Regions from separate parts of the Homo sapiens genome. Here region 2 is linked to region 1. Evidence: read pairs that join two places in POLR2A ChIA-PET (ENCODE). Cell type or tissue: Panc1. All regions are shown on one strand.

The links. ChIA-PET counts read pairs that join two places held together with the same protein. Peaks named below come from ENCODE experiments on the same cell type or tissue, not always from the same donor. Only the 100,000 strongest peaks of a DNase experiment are listed, where the experiment ranks them.
Region 2: POLR2A ChIA-PET joins it to region 1 with 6 read pairs; 2 of 35 experiments call an interaction of 5 or more read pairs at or near these places.

What each region holds. Positions count from the first base shown.
Region 1 is chr5:139,397,940-139,400,439 of GRCh38, forward strand. The region is part of intron 4 of SPATA24 (spermatogenesis associated 24); the gene reads right to left. Among named protein-coding and RNA genes, the nearest start is that of PROB1, 4.1 kb to the left of the region's middle. RefSeq lists enhancers at 1,453-1,672, 2,083-2,132. In Panc1, no CTCF peak of the experiment used is centred here; no DNase peak of the experiment used is centred here.
Region 2 is chr5:138,849,818-138,852,317 of GRCh38, forward strand. The region is part of intron 7 of CTNNA1 (catenin alpha 1); the gene reads left to right. Among named protein-coding and RNA genes, the nearest start is that of LRRTM2, 24 kb to the right of the region's middle. In Panc1, no CTCF peak of the experiment used is centred here; a DNase peak (open chromatin) is centred at 1,174.

The sequences.
Region 1 (2,500 bases):
ACAAGGACAAGGATCTTTGTTTTATTCACGGCTTTATCCCTAAGGCCTAAAACAGCACCTGGCACATAGTAGGTATACAAAAAGTATATTTGCAGACCGAATGAACGGGATGTCCCTGGGGGTTTAGGACTCAGAAAAAAGACCTAGTTCAGTCATCCCAGTCCAAACAAACTTCCCGAGGGCTGGCTGGATGCCCAGCCTTGTGCTAGGGCTTCAGGGGTGGTGGGAGAAGATGGGAGTTGCCTCGATTTTCAGACCTGTTTCCTCATTTCAAAGATGGGGAAAGAGACAGCCCTATCCCACAGTGGTCTGGGGAGGACCCAGTGAGATAGTGGTGGCAAAGCCTACCCCCAAATTAATCGTACATTTGAGGCAAAGATGACTTTCTGAGGCAGGAGGATGGCTTGAGCCCAGGAGTAAGAGACCAGTCTGGGCAACATAGTGAGACCTCGCCTCTACAAAACTAAAAAAAAAAAAAACAAAAAACTAGCTGGGCATGGTGTTGGAACATGCCTATAGTCCTGGCTACTTGCTGAGGCAAGAGGATCACTTGAGCTCAGGAGTTGGGGGCTGCAATGAGCTATGACTGTGCCCCTGCACTCCAGCCTGGGTGACAGAGCAAGACCCTGTCTCTAAATAATAAATAAATAAATAAATGATAATTTTTCTGTGTTGGATCAAAATCCAAGGAGGCTGTAGGGATCTGGGGGTGCTTCATTTACATAACTGCCCCACATGGCACCTTGGAAAATTCTGATTCCTACAGAAAGAAAATCCTACTGTCTTCAAAGGTTGGACAAGGGGCCAGGCACAGTGGCTCATGCCTGTAATCCCAGCACTTTGGGAGGCCAAGGCGGGTGGATCACCTGAGGTCAGGAGTTTGAGACCAGCCTGGCCAACATGGTAAAACCCCGTCTCTACTAAAAATACAAAAATTAGCTGGGTGTGGTGGCACATGCCTGTAATCCCAGCTACTTTGGAGGCTGTGGCAGAAGAATTGCTTGAACCCAGGAGACGGAGGTTGCAGTGAGCCGAGATCGTGCCATTGCACTTCAGCCTGGGTGACAGAGCGAGATTCCGCTTCAAAAAAAAAAAAGGCCAGGCGTGGTGGCTCACGCCTGTAATCCCAGCACTTTGGGAGGCCAAGGTGGGTGGATCACAAAGTCAGGAGATGGAGACCATCCTGGCTAACACGGTGAAACCTTGTCTCTACTAAAAATACAAAAAATTAGCCAGGTGTGGTGGCGGGCACCTATAGTCCCAGCTACCTGGGAGGCTGAGGCAGGAAGATGACGTGAACCTGAGAGGCGGAGCTTGCAGTGAGCCGAGATCTCGACACCGCACTCCAGCCTGGGCGGCAGAGCAAGACTCCATCTCAAAAAAAAAAAAAAAAAGGTTGGACAAGAATTAACTAGAACACAAACTCTGAAAATACAGAAATGTCTAAGCATTTAAGATTTCAAAAGAGAAGACCTGGTAAAAAGTGAAGGCACAGCATGGAAAAGAGGAGACAGGTGAAGGGAGAGAATGAAGACATGAGTTCACCGGGTCATGGGACGAGGACTGTTGAACCTCCTTCCCAGGCGTCCAGCTAAGTGGAATTAATTACTTGTGAAGTTCGTTTGGGAAAAAGAATTAGAAATTTGTGTGACTCTTTGAAAATAAAAGCCTGTGGCACCCGATGGTGAGAGAATGGTTAGAAAATCCCTTTGAGAGTAAAGAACTATGTAAGTGTAAAAACCAAACTGAAACCACACAAGGGGAGTTTGTAGGGGTGGGAGGCACTGGCCAGGGTGAGGTTCACATCACCAGACTGGCTCAGGAGGGCTTGTGTCCCACAGGAGGGGTTTAGAATATTCTGGGGGAGGCAGCCAGGACCTGTCCCCATGACACACACACCTTCCAACAAGCAGATCCAAAGCCCCGTGAGCTTGACTGATCTCTGTTGGAAGGAAATGACCTAGGGGAAGGAGGTCTCTGGCCCTACCAGGAAAGAACCCCAGGTTCTTTTTTGGGAAGTAAGGGGATGCCCAGGGAGAGGGCAAGACTGAGGGGACCAATGGTCTCGAGCATGGGGGCAGTGACTGCCTGTTGCGCCCTGCCATGGCAGGAGCCAGTGACCAAACTACTATGAGACCTGTCAGCCTGCCTGGCCAGATCAAGATGTCAGCCTGCTGCCATCTTCCCAGTGAGAGCACTCACTAGGGGAGAGAGAAGGCTGAACAGGTGAAAGGCAGGGTACTCAAGGCTCCACATGGGAGCCCCATCAGTAAGGACCTTGAACCTCTTGCGCTTGGGCTCTGGCCTACTGGAGATCTGCTGCAGTGAACAAAGCAGATGTTGTGCCTGGAATTCATACCTACTTTTTTTTTTTTTTTTTTTTTGAGACAGAGTTTCACTTTTGTTGCCCAGGCTGGAGCGCAATGGCATGATCCTGGCTCACTGCAACCTCTGCCTCCTGGGTTCAAGCAGTTCTCCTGTCTCAGCCTCCTGAGTAGCT
Region 2 (2,500 bases), 550 kb before region 1:
AAAAAGTTTTTTTTTTTAATTCTTAAAATAGGCAGTGCATTTACATGGCTTAAAGGGGTCTAAAAGAGTATCTAATGAGCATTGCCTCTCATCCCTGTTACCTAGCCATTCAGTTTCTCTTCTTACAGTTTCTTGTGTATCTTCCAGAAATATTTTTTGTAGATACAATAAAACACACACACACACACACTCTCTCTCTTAAGATTTTTGTGTCTTTTGACTTATATGGAAAGTTATTATACTTGATTGTGAAATAGGTTTTACTATGATAATTTGCTGACCTACACTTATTTTGTTTTTTTCCTCTAAAACAATGTTTTCCTAATGTTTATTTACTTTGCTCTTATGGCTACCCAGTCTGATTCCACATGCCCTCTTTTGGCCAAACCATCCGCAATTTGTGCTCTCCCTGTCTTCTATCTTTGCCTTCCTTCTTCTTTCTTAGATATTTAATCCTGGATGCCTCTATTTCTATTCACTGTACTATGGCATCAGCTTATAGTCCCTTAATTGCAATGAACTCTATGAAGCTCACATGTCTAGAATATAATCACTTTGGCTTCTTTCATGTTTGAATTGTTTTTCAACCAAGTCAGATCGAGTGGCCTTAGTCTAGGTGCTCTGTTATTGACTGTTCTGTATAATGTTGAGGATACTTCTATTTAACAAATAATTAATACTAATAATAGTACATCTTACTGTATTATCTATGTAGCCATTAGGCATTTACCATCTTCTTTCAAATGTTTATCTTACGGTGTTAGATCTCTTTATACTTCATTAATTTATTTTTCACATCACAGATGGTTTAAAGTCTTCATTTACTATAACAACTTTGAAGGTTTTACTATTTCACTGTAGTCTCTTTCAGTTTGTGTATCCAACGACTCCTGTGGTCTTTAGCTCTGGATCCAGGGTCTTATCCAGAAAATCTTCATTTTGTTCTTTCTTAATTTTTACTGAGGCTCTCTGGTTTTAGAGCCCAAAGATGGATGCTTCTACAGATTTAAGTTTTACCTATTATCACTACAAAACAAACAGAAACCCTGTCTAATAAGTCTTTTGGTGATTGATATTAGTTTCTGCTTTCTAATATTAGATCTTTAACTTTAGCCATGCACAAACGTTCTGTTAGGGGAATATTGAGCATTACCTTAAGCAGTGGTAAAAACTGGCATGCTGTGTTATGTGAAGAAAGAAGATGATTCAGTAAACAAACAAAAGGCATTTATTGCCTTGTGCCAGCTGGCATCAGTATAGAAAACATGCAGTGTAATGTCACCCATGATATATTCCTGGGAAGTTGAGGTTCAGGATAATTCCACAAAATGGTTTCTGTGTAGAACATATCATGGATGACAGGGGGCAGAGAATGCACACTGCCTTTGTCGTTTTCATTGTTGGGCTCTTATCTCAACTGAGCCTCATTTCCTATCCTGATGGGCATTCTTGTGCCTGATCTCTGTCTGCAGGGCTTCTGGGGCCCTTGACTTCACATCCTCCAGAGGTTGTTCAGTTGATCATGGCAGCTAGTCATCATAGAAGGTGATGCTACTTTGCCTGTGGGTGAAGGTGGACTCTGACAGCATCTTTGAAGAATAGGTGATTTTAGTCTCTAAGCAGGAGAGGTGTACACGTGGTTAACATGGGTGCTACCTGGCTGGGCGCGGTGGCTCACACTTGTAATCCCAGCACTTTGGGAGGCCGAGGGGGGCAGATCACTTGAGGCCAGGAGTTTGAGACCAGCCTGGCCAACATGGTGAAACCCTGTCTCTTAAAAAAAATGCAAAAATTAGCTGGGCGCGGTGGCATACACCTGTAGTCCCAGCTACTTGGGAGGCTAAGGCTGGAGAATCGCTTGAACCTGGGAGGCGGAAGTTGCAGTGAGCCGAGATTGCGCCACTGCACTCCAGCCTGGGCACAGAGTATGACTTCGTCTCAAAATAAATAAATAAAGGCCAGGCATGGTGGCTCATGCCTGTAATCCCAGTACTATGGGAGGCCGAGGCAGGCGGATCACCTGTGGTCAGGAGTTCAAGACCAATCTGGCCAACATGGTGAAACCCCATCTCTACAAAAATACAAACAAAACAAAACAAAAAATTAGCCAGGCATGATGGCGCGTGCCTGTAATCCCAGCTACTCGGAAGGCTGAGGCAGGAGAATTGCTTGAACCTGGGAGGTGGAGGTTGCAGTGAGCCGAGATCGCAACATTACACTCCAGCCTGGGCAACAAGAGCGAAGCTCCATCTCAAAAAAATAAAAAATAAATAAATAAATAAATATATAACATGGGTGCTACCCAATTAGTAGTGCTATAGTTCTGGAGCAGGATTTTGGAGGTCTCTAATGGGCCTGGCGTTAACCCTTTAAGTACTTGAGTAATAGGGGTATGGAATATTTCAATACTTTTAACATTGCCTCAGTGTAACCCATGAAGATGAGCCTTGCCTGTGAGGCTGTGGGCTAATAGCCAAATACCTTCCTTCCATATTGACAT